2 separate regions of the Homo sapiens genome follow, and region 1 is linked to region 2. A link is a loop called in an ENCODE intact Hi-C map of the cell type or tissue named here. Cell type or tissue: B cell. All regions are shown on one strand. Each heading gives the region's core, and the rest is flanking DNA. Links, peaks and the distances in the headings are about the cores only. Region 1 holds the start of IFNG-AS1 (IFNG regulatory antisense RNA 1). Region 2 has its middle 19 kb from the start of DYRK2.

What was found. A loop is a pair of places that touch in the nucleus more often than their neighbours do. Peaks named below come from ENCODE experiments on the same cell type or tissue, not always from the same donor. Only the 100,000 strongest peaks of a DNase experiment are listed, where the experiment ranks them.
Region 1: a loop joins it to region 2, with 8 times the contacts of the local background. A loop is called at or near these places in 2 of 110 quality-filtered maps.

The regions. Positions count from the first base shown.
Region 1 is chr12:67,983,118-67,994,099 of GRCh38, forward strand. IFNG-AS1 (IFNG regulatory antisense RNA 1) reads left to right here and starts at 6,330. Exons shown (of 4, transcript NR_104125.3): 1 at 6,330-6,462. In B cell, for the core only: no CTCF peak of the experiment used is centred there; DNase peaks (open chromatin) are centred at 5,854, 6,274, 6,554 and 8,234; H3K4me3 peaks cover 4,287 bases; H3K27ac peaks cover 5,309 bases.
Region 2 is chr12:67,624,318-67,635,299 of GRCh38, forward strand. No RefSeq gene overlaps it. Among named protein-coding and RNA genes, the nearest start is that of DYRK2, 19 kb to the right of the region's middle. In B cell, for the core only: no CTCF peak of the experiment used is centred there; DNase peaks (open chromatin) are centred at 6,604 and 9,584; H3K4me3 peaks cover 1,423 bases; H3K27ac peaks cover 3,852 bases.

The DNA.
Region 1 (10,982 bases), core at 1,360-9,359, 360 kb after region 2:
ATGCTTAGTGTAGAAGGGAGTTATCATTTCCCTTAACCAGAAACTGTCTTCCATGATCATGGTCTAAGATCTTGTATTGGTTAGAGAAAGCCATGTGTGTTGCCTGCTATAGTTTGGATATTTGGCTCTTCAAACCTCATGTTGAAATTTGATCTCTAATGTTGGAGGTGGAGCCTAAAGAGAGGTGTTTGGGCCATGGGGGCAGATGTCTTCTGAATGGCTTTGTGCCTTCCTCCTGTTAATGAGTGAGTTCTTGTTATATTAGTTCCCAAGAGGGTTCTCCGAGAGCTGGTTTTTAAAAAGAGCTTGACACCTTCCATCTCTCTCTTGTTCTTTCACCATGTGACCTCTGCACACCCTGGCTCCCCTTCACCTTCTGCCATAAGTGGAAGCAGCCTGAAGCCCTCACCAGAAAGCAGATGCTGGTGCCATGCTTCTTGTACAACCTGCAGAACCGTGATCCAAACAAACCTCTTTTCTTTATAAGTTACCCAGCCTCAGGTATTCCTTTATAGCAGTACAAAGGGACTAAAACATTGCCCCAACAAACAAACCCCCAAAACTCAACCATGGTAACAGTTTATTTGCTCAACCCCCCCATTGGATGAGAGTCTGAAGACCATTGTCCATCTCATAGCCAAGCTATTAGGTCCCCATGGCTCCAAGGGTCACTTGGAGTTGTGGAAGTGAGGACTGGAGTGTCGCTCTGATTTTAAAGGCCAACTCTGGGTTACATATTTCATTAGCTAAAACAGTAGATTTCCATGAATTTCCAGAAAGAGGAAATGCTATGGGAGACACATAGCTTTGTCTCCACCACCGATCTTATTAGCTTTCTTGCCATTGCAGCCTGAAGACATCTTTGAAAACTGGACCCAGCTTATCTACTATCATTCTCACTTAACATGATAATAAATTTTATACCCACAGGAATCCTTATAAGTCAATATTATTATTTTCATGTTATAAATGAGGAAACTGAGGTTTAGAGAAGTTAAATAGCACAATTGAGTTCACATTTGGGTATTTTACAAAAATTTTTCAAATAACCAACTTTCTTTCCACACTGAAAATTTAAGATGCTAAAGCTCTTATTGCATTCAACATTTAAGAGCCCAAGATATATAGATATTGGCAGAAACTCTAAGAGATCATTCAGTACATTAGTTCTTATCTCTATCTGACCCAATGCTGCCTTTTAATAATTAATAGTTTGTAATGCCTTCTTGGTAAACATGAAATAAAATTAATAATAAAATATAATATTCAATAGGCAAAACTAGACTAGAAGAAACTGAGAAAATGAAAGCAGCTGAATTAGTCAATGATTGCTGCATTACAAACCTCAAAATCTCAATGGTTTTAAAAAGTAAATATTTATTTTTCACAAAATTGAAAGTTAATGGAGACACCTTTGCTGAGGTTACTCTGCTCCAGGAGATCCTCATGCTCTTCCTGAGACCAATAGGCAAAATGGAGCACTGTCTTCTGTTGACTATGGCAATAGGAAAAGTAGGAAAAAACAAGCCCTCTCAAGGTGGCATGTGCCACCATACTTAGCTAATAGTTAAATTTTTTGGTAGAGACAATGTCTCATTATATTGCCTTTGTTGGTCTTGAACTCATGGGCTCAAGCGATCTTCCTGCCTTGGCCTCCCAAAGTGCTGGGATTACAAGAATGAGCTACCATGGCCTGGCCCAGCTTGGCATTCTTTGGCTTATAGATATATCACTCTAATCACTGCCTTTATCACTAGGCTCGGGACCAATGCCATGTCATGTCTGCTCACATTTCATGGTCCAAAGCAAGTCACTAAGTCAAGGGGCAGAGAAAGTTACTACTTCGAGTGGGAGGAGTGGCACAGTTACATGGCAAAAAGTATGGATACAGGGAGGGATGGAGAATTGGGTCCCCTAATTGATCTAACTCAATGCCTGAGTATTACTAGTCTTTCAAGACCCTGATCCCCATGCATCCAGCTTCTGTTGGAGCCCTGTATTAATTGCTAGGGCTGCCACAAACTTGGAGGCACAAACAACAGAAATGTACCCTCTCTCAGTTCTGGAATCCAGATATCTGAAATCAAGGTGTCAACAGATTTCATTTCTTCTAAGGGCTATAAGAATCTGTTCCATGCCTTGCTCCTAGCTTCTGATGATTTGCTGACCATCTTGTCATTCTTCTTTTTTTTTTTCTTTTGAGACAGGATCTCTCTCTGTCACCCAAGTAGGAGTGCAGTGGCATGATCCGGCTCACTGCAACCCCTGCCTTCTGGGTTCAAGTGATCCTCCCACCTCAGCCTCCTGAGTAGCTGGAACTACAGGTGTGCACCACCATGCTTGGTTAATTTTTAAATTTTTTTGTACAGATGATATCTCACTATATTCCCTTCACTGGTCTTAAACTCATGGGTGGAAGCGATCCTCCTGCCTCAGCCTCCCAAAGTTCTGGGATTACAGGCATGAGCTACCTTGGCCTGGCCCAGCTTGACATTCTTTGGCTTATAGACACATCACTCCAGTCACTGCCTTTATCTTTCCATGGCATTCTTCCTGCATGTGTGTCTGCATCCTCATTACCCTCTATGTAAGGACACCAGTCATATTGGATTAGGAGTCCTCCATACTCCAGTATGACCTTAATATAATTACATATCTGATGATCCTATTTCCAAATAAGGTCACATTCAGAGGCACAGGTGTTAAAAACTTGTGATGGCTAATTTTATGTGTCAACTTGGCTGAGCTAAGGGATGCCCAGGTAGCTGGAAAATTTATTTCTGGTTGTGTTCATGATGGTATTTTTGGAAGAGATTAACATTTGAATTCATAAACTGAGCAAAGAAGAACCACTTTCCCCAGTGTGGTTGGGCATCCAAGCCACTGGGACATCCATCTTCTGCCCTTGGACATCAGTGCTCCTAGTTTCTGGGCCTTCGAACTCAAATTGGAACTTACACCATTGGCTGTCCTGGTTCTCTGGCCTGTGGGCTTGAATTGGAACTATACCATTAGCTTTCTGGGCCTTCAGCTTGCAGATGGCAGAATGGTGAGATTTCTTATCCTTCATAATCACGCAAGCCAAGCCCTCATAATAAAGCTGTTTTTATATATCTATATTTTAATCTATATCTTATTGCTTCTGTTTCTCTGGAGAACGCTGACCAACACAGACTTTAGCATATAAATTTGCAGGGCAGGAGGTGGGACACAATTCAGCCCCTAACAACCCCCAACTGATTTTGAAGTGTGAAGGGAATGAGATGGCGGAGGGGAAGTAAAGGCAGGATCACTGTGCTACTACCTACTAGTCATAAGCCTGGTTGAAAATAAAATAAAGGAAATGTTTGCATAGTAGAGTCCAGAGGAGATAAGAGGAGGTGAAATCACATGCATTGGTGAGAGATTTGTCTTTACAAGCAAAACAAATTTTAAAAAACTAATAAAACACAAATTTTAGAAAACCCTTTATATTCTCTGACAAGACAACTTTTATCTTACAGATGAAACATTCATTAACACATACTGGGTGCCTACTGTGTGTCAGGCATATTATCTTCTATCCCACAATAACCTGAAAGTATGGCACCACTGTCTTCACTTTATATATGAGAAACCTGAAACCAAGAGAAATCAGAAAAATAGTTTGGCTCATAGTTTATAAAGCATGAGGTTCTCCAAACCCAAGCATGCCTGTTTCATCTCAACCACTTGTCTGTTGCTGAGTAACTTGAGAAAATCCCAGATGTCATTGACTAGGAAATGATGTCCTGAAATCCCTCCTGTTTGGTCAGTGTTTCCCATGGGATAATAGATAAGAGGACAGCTTGATTACCCTATTTTTTTTTTTTTTTTTTTTTTTTTTGGCCTCTGAGGTCCACCTTTAGGAACACCTTTAATCATAAATTCTTAACACTTTACCTCCTCCAGGTAGAATAGTAAAATTTCTCCTCTTGTTCTTGAGACCTTTTCCAGGCTTTCCTTATAACATTCATCATGTACTAATCAATTTGCTTATTCATGCTTTCCTTTGTAATTCAACTGAAGTCCAGAATTTTCTTTTGTCTTTGTATCTCCAATGCCTAATATACTGACTGACACATGTCGGGGAGGGACTTAGTGGGAGATGACTGGATCATGGGGGCGGTTTCCCCATGCTGTTCTCCTGATAGTGAGTGAGTTCTCACAAGATCTAATGGTTTTATAAGGGACTCTTCCCCCTTCACTCTCTCTCTCTCTTTCCTGCTGCCTTGTGAAGAAGGTGCTTGCTTCCCCTTCTCCTTCCACCATGATTGTAGATTTACTGAGTCCTCCCCAGCCATGTGGAACTGTGAGTCAATTAAACCTCTTTCCTTTTAAATTACCCAGTCTTGGGTGTTTATAGCAGTGGGAAAACAGACTAATGTATCAACATATGCAAATAGAATTTGCATATGTTGGAGACAGAAAATCTCTCTCTCTCTCTCTCTCTCTTTCCCTCTTTCTCTTTCTCTCCTATTAATTCAATTAATTTTCTCAAGAACCAAGTGAGGAACGTGCTCCTATTGCCCACATTTTGCAAAAAACACTGAGATTTAACAAAACGAAGTATCTTGCCCCAAGTCACCCATCTAAGAAGTGGAAGAGCCAGTCAAGGCCTTGGTCTGCCCGTGCCTGCCAGTGCTCTTGATAACACAATATGGAAAGTGCCCTTTAACAATGATTGGCAGTCAGTTAATTACTTTAGGATTTCATTCTAACCTTAGAAAATCTTCCCTCTCCTTTTCCAATAACGGATATAAAATAGAGGAACCTCATTTGTGTTGAGGACAGGAACCCGACACTTCTATCTGTGTCAATAGTCTCTGGCTCAGTGACTACCATATATGGGTGCTCAGTAAATCCGTAGGAGCCCAATACAGGACATGTTCAATCTTTATGCTAGAGGTGTCTTGGGCACAGAGGGCCAGGATGACCTTTCCAAGATCAAACCCATGCCTCTTGGCTCAAACCCTAATCCATCTCTAGAACCTGGGGATGTATATTATATAATGTTCTATAAACTTTATATAATTTGTCCTCATGATACTTGCTTGGGTAAGTATGAGAATTATTTCCATTCACATGAAAAAAAGGTGGTCTTGGAGAAATGCTAAATGACTTGCCCAAGTTCACATAGCTAGTAAGTGGCAGAGCTAAACTTTAGACCCAGGTTTCTTTCTCCCCAGCCCCTCTGCATTTTCTCCAGCGTAGTCTACCAACAAATCAGCACTGTTTACTTGGAGATTTTCAAACTGGCTGCAACGTGACCTGTTGAGGCCACACACATATAAAAGAGGGAGGGAGCTGTATTCTTTACTCTGTGCCAGATTTTGCTCAGATATGAAAATAAAGCTACTGAAAACTGTAGAACAGAAGCTGTTGACACTTTTTCCTCAAAGACTGGTAATAGGTCTTCAAGAATCCAGACACATGTTGCAGTCCAGTTTATCTACAGCCAAGAGTGTATTTACAGGATAGCAATTAGCTGTGGTCTCTCCAGTCAAGGAACAGGATTAACCTAATTAGCCACTAATGTCACCAAATGCATGACCTGAAAAGGCAGGCAGGGGCTGCCCAAGCTGGAATAGCCAGCCACCAACAGTAGTTTAGAGTACCTCATACAGAGGAGGAGACTTATTTCAGTAGCATTTCAATTAAACACATCACTAAATCATACAGACACATGCAAATATAAAAATGCAAATTTGAAATACAACACTTTCTTGTAGGTGATTTTGGGACTGAAACAGGGGACTGAAACTTCACACAACCACTGTTTTGTCTCCGGTGGATTCCTAGGGAGTATCTCAGTGCCTTGCACTCAATACTGTTTACTGAGTAAAGGAATCAATGAGTACAAACATGATCTTATGAAAGCAAAATCACTTATAAAGCTACATACATCTCTAATTCTCATTTGGTTTTAACTTCCCCATTGCAATTAAAAGTCTACCTTCATTTCCACGCATATCAACCAATATCCCCCAAAAAGAAAGTTGCATGAAAAAAGTTGCATGAAAAAAACAGAAAAGTTGCATTAAAAAAACAGAATTCCCACCGTGTCCCAGATTTTCCAAATAATCCTGCCATTCGGAAGCCTGTTCATAGCCCCAAAGTACTGAAAGGCCTTGCAAAATGCTCATAGGTGGAACAGCAGGAAGCATCTAGAGCCATCTCAGAGGGAGCCTTCTGCTTCCAGAAATAAATTCACACATTCACAGGTGCTTCCTGTTTTTTCAAACACCTTGCCCACCTTCTGCACACCAAGCGTGGATTCTGCAAAACGTGAGCCCAACAGGAAGCTGCCTGCAATTTCAGGTAGCTTTTCTGACTCTTAAAGAGATCTCAAGTATACCTTCAGAGAAATGCCAGCAAAAACTGTAGTCATTTGGGAAGGAATAAGCCTGGAAGAAAAAGATACAACGAACTAGCACAACGAGGGTGAGAACATTTTTCATGAAAATGCTGTTTGTAAATTACATTTTTAAACAAATAAATGTGTTTTCTTTAGGTTTTTAGCTCCTGTGGGTGGAATTAGGAGAACCAACTGTAAGTGGGTGGTGTTTGTCATATCTCTGCTGTGAGGGAGGAAGAAGAAGGAGGAAGGCTGGGGTGGAGAGGAGGAAGGAGACCCGCATGGCTGGAATGTCTCCACTGAGCTCAGGGGGATGAATTCCTCTGAGACTTCTTCTATTTCAGGAAGCTCACAAACCCTTCCTGAGATCTCAGAATAACCTTGAAATGAACATGTAGAACATTGATTAAGTTGTGAGAGTGTTCACAGTAAGCTTTGATTGAACTATTCTAGGGAATTTCTTCTTAACATGGTCACAGGTGGATGAGTTGGGAAGAAAATGCCATGGGCGCCGTACTCAGTTTTAAAATGAATTCAGAGAAGTTGTTCAAGGTGGTGAGTGCCATGTCACATATCATAGGTCTTGGATAATTTAGGGTGATTTTTTAATTGTAATTAAAACTACTAATTGCATAATTACTGCTAACACTACTGGTTCAGTTCCAAGTATGTATTCTTACATTTGCTTTTGTTTTGTTCTGTATTTTCCCAGCCATATTGCCAAATTAAGTTAAATCACGTAAATAATTTTGCTTATTAAATTGACTTCTTAATGTTCTTTTTTTCTGAAATGAAACTAAAAACAATATCTACAAAGTCAAGCTTATTCAACTTAACTGGTAAAAGGGCTGCATGGGAGAATGTTTCTCAGCTGAAATTCAAAGAAATGTCTTTAACCTACAATGGTCAGAACTGGTCCATATAAATCCTCTCTGAGCTCACCTTTGGCAGTGAATTAAGGGAACAAAGTTAAGAGCGATTAGCTTTGTTTTGCTTGTAGTAACAAAAATAGAAACATCTGAACATCTTATATGACCAATAGAAGCTTTCTAATCCTTTTTTAAAGGAAACTTTATACACCTAAGGGTTTGAAATACATTAATACTTTTTTTTTTTTTGAGATGGAGTCTCGCACTGTCGACCGGGCTGGAGTGCAGTGGCGCGATCTCAGCTCACTGCAACCTCCGCCTCCTGACTTCAAGTGATTCTCCTGCCTCAGCCTCCCAATGGCTGGGATTACAGGTGCCTGTCACCATGCCCAGCTAATTTTTTGTATTTTTAGTAGAGATGGGGTTTCCCTATGTTGGCCAAGCTGGTCTCAAACTCCTGACCTCGTGATCCGCCCGCCTCGGCCTCTCAAAGTGCTGGGATTACAGGCATGAGCCACCGCTACATAAATAATTTTTTTTTAACTTTAAACTCTGTTCTACACAAGAAATTATTTATCTTCCACCTGCCCTATGTGGTTTGGTGAAGCACCATGTCACCATGTGCATATGGCTATTAAAGATCCAATATGAACATGCTATAGTTTCAAACAAGTTGCTGTCCAGAAAGAACCTGACATCCTCTCGGGACACACACATATCACAGTAAAATGATACCAGATAATGGCAAAGGAGGGATGGAGTCTAGACTTGGTCCTATTATTTACCAAGTATCTCTAGGTTTCCATTTTCTCATTAGCAAAAAGAGGAAATTGGATTATGTGTTCTGTAAAACTGCTCCTAGCTTTAAAGTGTATTGATTATTAGGTTTTAAGAAGATCTGAAATAAAAGACGGCACATGCTAAGTGGCAGATGAGCTGCTATAATGGTTCTGAAAAGGAAGTGACTGCATAGGGTTGGAGCATCTGGGAAAGCCCCCGTGGGGTTGAGAGGTGTGGCTGGCTCTAGAAAATGGGCAGAACCTAAGAAGGTAGAGATGAGGGGGAGCAGTTCACAGGGCACACTCAGGAGACCAGGGGATGCTCGACTGTGGCTAGATCCAGACAGACCCCCGATGCACATGTGAGTGCTAGAGAAAATCTTGTTTCTTGCCACCTTAATGAATGAGGATAATAAGATCACTTGTGGGAAAGTTTTAGTAGCTAAGACTGCTGATCCAATGGGCAAAGCATCTTCAAAGGAAAGCCCGCAAGATGGGCCATGTTAAACCCAGAACTTTTGCCAAGGCTCTTTGGCTTCTCCGCACCAGGGAGGTCTCAGTCAGTACTTCGTACTGCAACTATGCCCTCACATGACTCCTCTCTTTTAAATAGCTGGAAGTCTCTTAAACAGGTTCAAAAAACAAGACTTCCTAATACAAAACCAAACAAATTCTGCCATCTCTTAGCTCTGTGACCTTGAAAAGTTTGTTTTAAATGAAATAGCTCAAGGATAGAGAAAATTATCTAGAATGAAATAATAAGTGTCCATATGCTTGTCATCCAGCTTTGTTACATGTTATTGCTCTTAGTTATTTTCTCATAGTTATTTCAGATTTTTCACAAGGAAAGAAAGGTTAAAGTTGACTCTAATTATGTACTACCTTTCAAGCCAATTCTCTTCCTCTCTCTCTCTTTCTCTTTCTCTCTGTCTCTGTATCCAGGAGTAAACACATTTTGAATTTGATGTTTATCTTCCCGTGATGTTTCTGTATTTATGCTCCATAGACACCTACAAATAATATTGAGTATTGTTTTGTGTCCCTAGATGTTATATGAATGGTATCATACTTTGCATTTCTTTTAATATCTGGCTTTGGTAATTCACCATTAAATTGTTGAGGTTTATCCATGTTGATACACATTATTTTCACTGCTACATAGTATTCCACTGAATCATTATTCCAAAATTTATCAATCTATTTTCTTGTTAGTGGAATCTTGGGTTGTTTAAAAGATCTTTCTATCTCGAATAATGTTGCAACATAGCCCTCTCACGTGTTTCCTCCACATAGGTCAAAGCTTACCTAGGAGCCATTGGAGGACACATATACTGTTAGTTTTGGAAGGTATTATATAACTGCTCTGTCCTTTTCTAACAGTGACAGCTTCCAATTCTCTACATCCTTGCCCACGTGCAACATTTTAATCCTTTTCAATTTGATAGGTATACTATTTTAATGTATGTTTACATGCTATAAAAGCCTTTTATGCTCCATTGTACAGAATACTGAAGTAAAATCTCTATTTCTCTTGCTGCATAGCCCAGTCTAGTTCCTTTTAGGACTAATCTAATTCCTTTCAGTTTATGGTATTTTGGTTACCAAATTAGACACTGTTTTTCTTTGAGTAAATATATCTCAAAGCAAGTGTTGACTTTGCACAGTAACAATGAAAGGTAAATTGTTTGCAAAAGTAGAGATAATATCACTGTGCCAACTTTAAGGTTCAGAAAACATCCCTTGATTTCGTATCCCATTTTCTTTCCCTTTGGTCCTCCCACCAGTTGATAACCACCATGAACAGCCAAAATACTGCATGCAAAATTATATTTGTGATATTTGCAGCTTGACTTAAGAAAATGAAGTAGCCGAAAATCTGAGAAATATGTCCTCTTGTCACTTTCCTGTCCTTGTGCAGTGCTGAGGGATTTCAGACACAAACAGGTCCCCATTAGGCTCGAATCACTTTGATAAATCTCTGATAAGCATCAAGGTTCTGGGGCTTTTTACAGAAAAGAATTTCTTTTTCTTTATTTTTTAATTTCTGAATTTCATTGGGCAGATGAAAGTTCCTCTGTTTCTTTAGAAAATCACCCTCTGTTTTTTACGCAGTTCATGATGTACTTTCTTCTTTCACTCGGACAGGATTTAGAAGAGCAATCTGGCATTCATCTCAGTGAAAGCATCAAAATATCTAACTCTGTCAGATCATTAAATAGAACACTATATAGTTATAAAATACACATCTTAAACCATTTATAAAAGGTCATTGAGGAATCTTAAGTGATCTGAAAAATGTTCATGAGATAAAGCTCAGGCAGTGGAAATAAACTATATGTATATGTGCATATCAAAAACAGTTCCATCTCTATCTTTCAATCTATTTCTCATCAATCTATCTAGATAAAAGAAATATACCAAAATGCTAACAATGAATATCTTCCAGTGAAGAGATCATGAATTATTAAACACTTAAAAATATATTTCTGATTTTCCAATAGTTCTACCATGAACATATATTATTTTTATGACCTAAAATGATTAGAACAAAAGGCACTTATTAATAAAAAAGATAATGTAACAAAGTTCTAAGAAGACATAGTCTTATAGTATGGAGGCTTGATAAAGAAATTTAATATATTCAGTTACTTTTCTTTTGACTTTCCTTTTATTTTTCTTTTTGCAAACTCTTTCTGAGTTGAACATAGGTTTGGGAAAATAACAGAATTGTAACTTTCCACATATATTTCTTAAACATACGTTTAGTAAATTTAGACATGTACAAGTATGTCTAAATGGTAGCCTGCTGTGGTTTATTTGCATAAAGGGCAGAGGGTCTCAGTAATAACAAGTTATTATTTTCTTAAGGTTGATGGTTAGTACCATCATGTTCCCCCCAAAACCCCACTCATTGTGGCATGGGGAATAATTTAACCTTCCAAGCATTGGGAGGCATGT
Region 2 (10,982 bases), core at 1,619-9,618:
GAACCAAGTCGATAGGGTTCTATTGGCACCTGATAGTCTATTTCTCCATCCACCCCCCCCCCGTCATCACCCAATGACCTCACGAACAAAATAACCATGGTGGCACGAATGGAGGTTATATGTGGGCTCAGCAACATAGATGTCCACTCACCAAGGCCAACCTGGCTATGGCACCACTCAGTGCCGAATCTGCCAACAGCAGAGACCAACGCTGAGCCCCTGACATAGCGTCATTCTCCAGAGTCAGCCAGCCACCTGGTGGCAGGTTGATTACACTGGACCACTTCCATCATGGAAGGTGTAGCATTTTGTCCTTACTGGTATAGACACTTTGGATATGGATTTGCCTTTGCTGAGTGTAATGCTTCTGACAAAGATACCATCTGTGGACTTACAGAATACCTTATCCACTACTATGTTATTTCAAACAGCATTGCTTCTGATCAAGAAATTACCCTCACAGCAAAAGAAGTGCAGCAATGGGCCCGTGCTCATGAAATTCCCTGGTCTTACCCACCATCCTGCAGCAGCTATCTTGATAGAATGGTAGAATGGTCTTTCGAAGATTCATCTGGCATCAAGCTAGGTGGCAATACTACCAGGGCTGGGGCAAGGATCTTCAGAATATGCTCTAAATCAGCATCCAATATATGCTGCTGTTTTTCTGGTAGTCAGGATTCACAGGTCTAGGAATCAAGGGGTGAAAATGGAAGTGGCACCACTTACTGTTACCCATAGGGACTAATAAAATTTTTGCTTCCTGTTCCCATGACTTTATGCTCTGCTGACCTAGAGTTCATAGTTCTAGAGAGAGGAATGCTTCTACCAGAAGACACAACAATGATTTCGTTGAAGTGGAAGTTAAGACCCACCCAGTCTCTTTGGTCTCCTCATTCCTCTGAATCAACAGACCAAGAAGGGAGTTACAGTGCTGGCTGAGGTAACTGTTCTGAATACCAAGAGAGAAGTGGACTACTGCTCCACAATGGACATAAAGAAGAGTATGTCTGGAATACAGGCTATGCCCTAGAGAATCTTTTATTATTGCCATGACCTTTGATTAAAGTCAGTGGGAAACTATAACAATCCAACGAAGGCAGGACTATGAATGGCCCAGACTCTTCAGGAATAAAGATCTGAGTCACCCCTACCCCATAAAGAAACATAATCAGCTGAGGTGCTTGTTGAAGGCAAAGGGAATACAGAATGGGTAGTAGAAGAAGGCAGTTATCAATACCAGCTATGGCCATGTGACCAGTTACAAAAATGAAGACTGTAATTGTCATAAGTATTTTATCCTTATTTTGTTACAAGTATATTTGTTTTCTTTCCTCTTTTATTCCTCTTTTATCCACTTATCATGTAGCATAAGATGTATTAACTTTACATCAGTATTTTAGTATTATTAATTTTACATCATGGTATTTAAGTCACAGGATATTAGGGAAGAGTAAATATATCAGTTAAAGACTTTACCTCCTATTCTAGGAAAGGGATTTGTACATTTTTGTTGTATGCTGGATAGTAGTATCAGATTAAATGAAATTATGACCTAGTTGTCTTTATTTGGAGATCAAGTATGGTTTAAAGAGATGTTTATAAGAAACAAGTTGACAAGGGATGGACTTCTGATGGTTAATTTTATGTGTCAACTTGATGAGCTAAGGGATGCATGCCCAAACAGTGGGTAAAACATTATTTTGGGGTGTGTTTGTGAGGGTGTTTCTGGAAGGGATTAGGATTTGAATTGGTAGACTGAGTAAAGAAGATTGCCCTCCCAGTGTGGAATCATCTAATCAGTTGAGGGCTCAAAGAGAACAAAAGGGAGGAGGAAGGGCAAATTTGCTCTTTCTACTTGAGCTGGAACATTCATTTTCTCTTGCCCTCAGACATCAGCACTATCAGCACTTCTGGTTCTCAGGCCTTCAGACTTGGACCAGGAATTATATCATCAGCCCCCAGTTTTTGGGCCTTTGGGTTTGGACTGCAACTATACCACTGGCTTTCTGGGTCTCCAGCTTGCAGATGGCAGATCATGTGACTTCTCAGCTTCCATAATTGCATGAGCGAATTTCTCATAATAAATCTCTCTATATCTATATAAATATCCTATTGATTCTGTTTCTTTGGAAAACTCTGACTAATACAGCATCCAACCCGTTCTTACTAGGGGATGGTCAGGAAAGACTGAGAGGTGAGATGATGTGTTGGGGAGAAGGTGCAGAAGGCATTCCAGGTAAAGGAGGTAGCATGTGGTAGGATGTGGCTCCTGCTTACCCTAAAATCTGTGTTAAGGAATTTGGCCTTTATCTTTAGAGCAGTAGGGACCATGTAAGTATTTAAATAGAGGTGTGGCATACTAGATTTACATCCTAGAAAGAGCACCATGTCCCCTGATTCTCAAGGTTTGTGTTCAATTTAACAAGCATTAAATGAGCCCTTATTACAAGCAAAGCATCCCTCCTTTGTGCTTTTGGGAAAATTAGAACATAAAAATTTTTCATAGACATACCTATAAAAAATTAAAACTATATTGGTAACCTACATTTTAAGCATATGAATGCAATATATTTAAAGAATCTTGTTTTTTTTCCCAAAGTTAATTGCAATATGTTTACATTGGACACCAAGGGAAAAAAATATTTTAAAAGCTTACTGAGAATGAAAAGGAATACATTTGCAACTTCTAAGGTTGGGAGACTTGGTGGTTGCTTCATAAGTGTGCAGCAGAAGCAAGTTCATATGTATTCTGAAAGCATGTTTGATGCATGTGACTAGAATTTATGAAGAGGCAAAGCTATGTTCTTTATGAGCTCTAGGCCTTTCCTGCCTGGAAAGGACAGCCACCCTCTTGTGGGTGTCATATTTTGTCATCACTGCAGTGCAGGTGTGAGGAGCAGCCCCATACTCCACTTTTCCATGTGCCCAGTGTTGTCATTAGAGTCTTTGTACTGGCTTCAGTAAAACAATCTTCAGGACAGACTATCCTGCTCTGCCCTTATACCCTTTTTCTGATGTTGCACAGTATTTAGTCACTTCTGGGATTTCCTATCAGAGTTGAGAATTGTGGGAAGAGGAAAGGGATTTTCATAAGACTTTATTATATTACTTGGGTTCAGATTTGTACGTTCTTGATTGGTTCTCTCTGTTCAAAGGTCAAATTCACAATAGTGCTTTTGACTCTGCAAGAGATAGATTTTCTTTGTCTCCTGTAGAACATTCTTACTACCTATGAATAAAACTTTATAAATACCGCAATTATTTGGGTTCTATTTTTGTATTATTCTCTTTTTTTTATTGTAATTATTAAGAACATGAACTCTAGCTGGGTCCAAACCAGGCACTGAAACTAAGTCTGTAGTCTTAGGCAAATTTTTAAACCTCCTTTTGCCTTAGTTTTTCTCCTCTATTAATAGAGATAACAATTCTCCACTTTCATAGCATTGTAGTCAGCTATGATACATAAAGCCCTTAGAATACTACCTGTATGATACTACACAACATTGCATTTTGTAAATTGAGTACTTTGTAAAGCGCTTTGAAGGAAAGTCAGAATGAAAAAAATTCTCTGAAATGGGTAAATGCCAACTCCAGAATTAATATTAGACAGTTGATCGCATCGCATTTTAACACAACTTTGATGGCACATACAATGAACAGTGACTATACCCACATCTAAATTAGTGCTAAGAAATTAATAGCTAATTGAAACATTAATGTGGCCAGTATATTATCCATTTTGCTTTATTTTATAATTGTTTCTACTAAAGTAACAGATTTTTATATTGTGGGTTTTTTTTCTTTTGGTCTTTTTTTCAGGTTCAGAAGGAACATTTAAGTAACATGGGCCTAAGAGTTGTAACATCTTAACGCATGGTAAGATGTTAAAACAAATGTAGCCATCAGTGACGCCACTGAATTAATCAAGTAGTTGGTGCAAAAGTAATTGCAATTTTCTCCATCACTTAAAGGGCAAAAACCATAATTACTTTTGCACCAACCTAACAGAACTCAGATGCAGAAACATGCCCAACAGCCACAATGGCCTAAATGTACCTCTCCAAAGGGCCTTATTTACAATCGCCATAATATTAAAGTGAATCCTCTACCCCTTAGTAGGGCATAACTTGAAATAGTGAATTTTCCTTTGTTCATATTTAGAGGTTTCACATGTTTGGAATTCAACAACAGGGCTTAACTTCGATAAATCAGGAATCATGGGTCATGTTCAGAGAATGTAGGAAATAAATCTTTCTGTGTTGGCTCTATCCTTCTGAAGATCATATAAATATGCTCATGATTGGAAGCATGCATTCTTCTTTATAGATTTCAATTCTGAAAATAGAAAAGTTTACATCTATGGCATTTCTACTTAATTCATTCATCAAACATTTTTTCAAGGAACTCTTATGTCCCAGGCATTGTTCTGGGTACTGAAAAGCAGCAGTTAAAAAAAAAAAAAAGAGAATGACAAAAGTCTCCAACCTCAAAAAGCATACATTCTAATGGAGGGAGACAACAGAAAACAAGTGAGTACAAATAAAATGTCATATGGTGGTAAGTGTGAAGAAGAAAATAAAGCTAGGGTCTGAGAGGCAGCACTGCAATTTTAAAGAGAATGCAGCTTTAAATAGACTGCACCTTTAAATAGACCTGAGCAAGACTGCAACGTTTAGGCTGGGATGGCTGTAATCCCAGCACTTTGAGAGGCTGAGGTGGGAGGATCACCTTGAGGTTGTTAGAGGCTTCATGAGCTACGATCACGCCACCGCACTGCAGCCTGGGACACAGCTCAAGATCATATCTTAAATAAATAAATAAATAAAACAAAGAAGGCAACATTTAGCAAAGACTTGAAGGCAAGGAGGACATTCTTGAGGAAGAGTACTCCAGGCAAAGGAACCAACAGGAGCAACAGGTAAGGCATGTGTGGCGGGGCATGCACGGTGTGTGTGAGGAACAGCAACAAGGCCAATGTGGCTGAAGCGAAGTGAGCAAGGCAGGGCGAAACAAGGCAAACCACCAGAGGGGCAAAAAAGGAGCACATAAATTATACAGGAGCTTTTAGCTACTCCAGAGACTTTGGCTTTTGCTCTGGCTAATGGGAAACTGTCGGGGAGTTTTGAGAAGAGAAGTGCCATGATCTTACATTGTGAAGAGATCAGTATGCCTACTGTTAAGAGGCTACTTCTGTAATCCAGAGGAGAGATAATGGTGCCTTTGAGCATGGTGATATTTGTGGCAGTAGTGAGAAGTAGGTGGATCCTGGATATTTTTTAGTGTAAAATCAACAGGATTTGCAGATGGATGTGATGTGATGTGTAAGAGCGAGAGAAGAATCAAGAATGACACCCAAGTGTTTGGCTTGAGTGATGGAAAGTCTAGACTTGCCATTTGCTGAGATAAGAAACACATATTGGGAAAAACAGAGGTAGAGAGGAAGAAATCACACGTTCAATACTGGCTACGTTAAGTTCGATATCCTTATTTATCAGGTATCTAAACAGCGATGTTGAATAATGTCTTAGTTCACTTTGTGTTGATATAAATAACTACCTGAGACTGAATAACTTATACAGAAAACAGGTTTATTTGGCTGACAGTTCTGCAGACTGTACAAGAAGCATGGCACCAGCATCTGCTTCTGGTGAGGACCTCAGGAAGCCTCCAATCGTGGCAGAAGGGGAAGGGGAGTGGGCATTACATGGCAAGAGGAGGGAAGCAAGAGAGAGAGAGGGGCAGGTGCAAGGCTCTTTTTTAACAATCAGATCTCCCAGGAACCAACAGAGGGAGAACTAAGTTATTATGCAAGGACAAATGTTCATGAAAGATCCTGAATGTCCCAAATACCTGCCTCCAGGCCCCACCTCCAACATTGGGGAACAAATTATAACATAAAATTTAGAGGGTACAAATATTTAAAGTATATCAAAGAAAGAGTTTGCTTTAAGCATCATCTCTGTTCTGAATATATTACTTATAGCTGAGTGTTTCTGTAGTAATGAGACATTTGAATTGTTTCTTGGTGCAAACCATGTTTATGAACTTCTACAAGAAGTTCAGAACCTCAACACTGCTTTCAGGAAAAGCAAACTAGTAACAGTAAGATATCAGTTGTGTGCTTCTGATGTAGAAAAAGAGTCCCAAAATAGAGCTAACTCTGTCTAGAAAAGCTGCAAGAGGTTACCAAAGAGTAAAACCAAAGATTTTACTGCAGTGAGCTATTACACAGGCAGTGGTTTTAGGGTCTTCGCACTCTTCGGTGCTAAGTATAAATCGGTTTGATTTTCAAGCACAAGAGAAAACAATGTTTCTTGTGCCAGGTATGTATTTATGCACAAACTAGTTTGAAAGGCTTCAGCGTGAATGCCCAAATTACAATTGACCTCTGTTAGTCTCAGCAGTAGCACCAAGAAATGGAGCATAAGAAATGAAAAGAAAGAAATGTCAGGATACATTTGTAGCAACAGAGAAATGGCGGTGAGAAAATCTCAGGAAATACAAAGCTTACAGTAAAATTAAAAATCTAAATGCCTGCTGGAGAAAGGTGGTAATGTCAATGGGTAAAGCCAGCCTAGCACACACACAATAACAGGAAGTGGTGGGGACTGCGGTGACCTGCAGGGCAGGCACTGGTGGGAAGTGGGGAGGGCTGAAGCTACAAAAGGTGGGGGATGTTCTCCGTTGCCAAGTAGGACTAGGAGGAAGCACAGTGCAGACAGATTTTGCCTTATTTCCAGAAAAGCCAGAAATCTGGATATTTACATGAAATCTCCTGATTTTTAAATGTTGGCATTTAGTTCACATTTTCAAAAAACACTGTGGAAGCCAAACAAAACATATCTGCAGGCTGCTTTTGATCTGTAATTTCTAACTTTGCAACTTCTAACTTTGCCATTTACATACAAACAGTTTTAATTATTGAGTAAACTGAGCCATTAAATCCCTACATAGTTATGACAATGATTTCCCCTACACAGAAGAAACAGAAGAAACCATTTTTTTATGACCTGAAGCTTCTGTTGCAGTATGAAATCATGTTATTCAAATACTAGCAGAGGAAAAGCAAAATAATAGAATAAAAATAATTCCTTTCCTTTTCAGAATTTTTACAAATGAAAGTTGTCAACTTTTATTACTACTTTTGCATAAATCTTCTGAAAGTTAAGTCACCATTAAACTAAATATGATGTGGAATAAGGTAGAGTTACGCTCTGCTGCTTCTGAAATAGGTTGACATTTTATAAGATTCTCCTGGAATATTCCTCTGAAGGATGTTGGGTTTCAGAAATCATATAAGCTGATGGAAAACGACTGGTTCTGACTGAAATGAACAAGTGGAAGGAGAGATTTTCATTATGACTAAGGCTATTTCATAGTCTTTCCCAGTAACTCATTTTCTCCATCATTCTATCTGGAAATCTTCATTGAAAAGCAAGAATACCAGACAATTGGATAGATTTGAAGGAATGCTTAAACTCGATTCATTCTCATAGCCTAAGCAGGCCTCTGGACCATGCTTCAAGCACTGTGATTTGAGAGGAATCTGAGAAATGTTCTATCTTCCAGGGAAATTTCCTAAGAATCTTTTGCCCTGTGGTGGCTTTATTTCTACCTATACCTATAGATTTGGAGGAGAGAGGGTCTTCATTTTTCTCCTCTAAATTAATTGAGAGAATAGACATTCCTAGAGTGGGGGTAATATCTTAAAACCCTTACCAGCTAATGGTTAAGGCAGGAAAATGACTTTTTGTTCCCCCAGCAGGAGCAGGGAGCCAACAGGGCAAGACTATAAAGTAATGGCAGAAGCTCCGGAAGTCTGGAAACAGTATGAACTGGAAGTGTCAGAGTGTCACTCAATTCTGCCTAGAGCAAGAGTTCAGACAGCCTTCAAATCACTTTGGATAAACACAGGAGGCAGCCAGGGAAACAAAGCACTGTGGAGTTCAGTGTTCATTGCCCGGATGGGCTGATGGGCTCGTTGAGGAGAGGGAGTTTATTTTAAACATCTTTTGTGCCTCTTTGCAATGCCTGGTGCAGGGTTAGGCATACATCTTAGATGTAATAAATACAAGTTTAAATGAGTACAACATCTTCAGATGGATTTGTGACTCTAGTGTCAGACTATTGTATATATTATCATTTGACATTTCAAAATCATTTATATTCTATCATACTAAAAGGCTCACACATGCATGTATTGTTGAAGTTATTAATGGTTTCTTACCTAATTCAGGCACATTAAGTCTGCAGGTTAAATGCCAAGAAGTAGACTTTCAATATAACTAAAACATGCTCCTTAGAAGCAACCAAATTGTTTTAAGTATTTTAATTAAGATACTTATAAAATTACTGCACTCTTTCTTGCTTCACAAATTAGAGTTAAGTATAAAGAGCAAAACTGAACTATTTCTTAATCACTGCAAAAGATCATCCATCACATCTGTTGCATTAACACTTTAGGATTATTGTTGGTCTAGAGCATCTTACTTCAGTGCTCTACGGCTTAAAGCAGCTATGCTTTTTAGATCCTTTGCTTGCTTTTGACAATTTTTCTGTCTCTTTCCTTACTGAAAATAGTCAGTGGATCTTTTACTATCACCCTCCCACCTTTCTTAATTTGCTAACTCTAACATGCAATGGCCTGAGAAACCAGATTTCTAAGCTTAATAGGAAGGTGTATCAAAGAATAATAGCTCATACTTGTGCATTTTCTGTGTGCTAGGTTCTGTTCTGTGAATTTTAAATAGGTAATCTGATTTAATCCTCTATGAACCCTACAATGAAAATACTATTTTACAGGTGAGAGAACTGACACAAAGAGCTTGAGAAACTTGCCAAGTTCATATAATTAGTAAGTAGGGGAGACACAATCTGTATTCAGGCCATCTGACCACTGTACCATGCTATGGATTGTTTTTGAGTAAAAGAATGGATGATTCTTTCATTAATAAAATTCATGGATTGCAATGCATGGATTTTGTGACACCAATTGTGTTTATCTACAAGTCTTTAAAAAGTCCCTTCTGCTCTTCAGCTGTGTTCTGGATCGTTGATGTTAACATTTGGATGACCTCTGAAAAAGTCAGAGTTATGGTATTTTAAATGTAGGGAAGGCATTTATATTTTCTGGCTTAGTCTTTTCACAAGATTAGTTTCAAAAGGTGAGTAGGGTTCTTGTTTGGTCTCATCAGTGATAAATCAAAATTTCCTCAGGTTCTTCAGGGAATTTAAAAAGTCCTCATTGCTTGAAATGAAAATAGAAAATGACTTCGAAGTTAGAGAGATTAAGGATAATTTTAGTAAACTTCACTCTCGCCCCCATTTTATACTAATCCCAAATCATTTCAGGAAAACTTTTAACAACTAGGGGAAAAGATGCATGGGGAGGGCTATGGAGGAAAAAGTGATGTTGGAAAAGCTTGGCTCAAGAGGAAGCTGCTGAATGTAGGTTGGTCATTTACCTGAACTTCAGCAGGACTTACTTTGTGAACTTTGAGGAGATTTGCTGACATAAAGGTTAGAAGTGGTAAGCCTGGGGACAGAAGCTGCTGTTGAAAATGTGGTCCTCCAAAAAAGAAGGAAGTTCTTACACTGCCACGTGCTCCAGGGCAGCTGCCAGCTAGCCATGTGTTTGCTCAGTGATTTCTTTGGCACTTTGCAAGATCTTGCAGGATTTCAGGATATTAGTGTTTCCCCCGACTTACTCTTCATAAATGGTCTCTTTAGACACCCTTTGCTGCCAGTTAGCTCTATGTGAAACACTTTAAAAAAAAAAAAAAAAAAAAAAAAAAAAAAAGGAGAGGATGTCTTTCTCTTTTCTATTGCTTTACCAGGTTAGAGAACATTATTTCTCTTTGGAGGGTCATCTTATTACTTTTCTGTTGATCTTATTTATATTATTTTGTTGATTTTTCATTTCTCAAGGAGGAAAAACTCATCTGACCCCATGGTATAGATACTTTTTTGTTTGTTTCAAAGATCTGAAATATACAGTAATTTCTCAGTCTTGGATCATTTCTCTCTACCAAGTTAGATTATTAGTCAACATTCCCACATGCCAATATGACTGTGCTTGACTGAATTACATCAGAAATGTATAATTCCAGTCAAGTTCTCATATTTGGTAGAGCATTTCTTTGGATAAATTCTCTGGGTCTTAACTTCCTTTTTTTCCAAATGTTGTCTTAATAGCTCTGTAGTGAGAGGAAGCAATTCTGTTTAAGAAACAGCACATAAGGGAAGACAAAATAAGGACCAAGCCAGTAAACAGCAGCATGGGAACAAGCCTAGAGTAAAAAAAGAAGAGATCTCAGATCTGCTTGGGTTGGGTGTGCTGATGTCAGGATTTCTATTGAATGGGATTCCCCAGCCATTGGGGGTGGGAGAGGGAGAAGTACTAACAGGGAAGCTGAATGTGCCACTGTTAGGTCAGATGAAAATGTGTGGGCAGGTAGTGGAAGATAGCGGCCTTCCCATCCTCCATGCCCCCCCCCCACAGCATATGTGCAAAGTTCTGAGTGGGTAAGTGAGCTCTGGCATCAGAGTCCCTGAATCCAGATCCATTCACTGCCAGTTACTAACAAGTTATTTAACCATTCAAGGCCTCTATTTCCTTGTCTCTGAAATCAGGATAATATACCTGCCTCATTGGGTTGCAGTGAGGAGTCAAGGAGATGGTTCAGGCAAAACACTTCGCACACAGCCTGACACATGGCTCAAGAATAAAGCAATCAAGGATTTTTTTCTTTCTGTAAAGCATATATTATATGAAACGTTTGTCAGGTTCTTCACTCATTGTAAATTAGGCAAGGAGGAAAGGATAATACAGCATTGGTATGAGAGGAGAGAGAGGGAAAACAGGTGCCCAAAATGGAACAACCCCAATGAGATGGAGAACTGAAATACAGTCATGTGTCACTTAATGACAAGGATACACTCGGAGAAATGCCTCTTTATGCAATTTCATCATTGTATAAGCA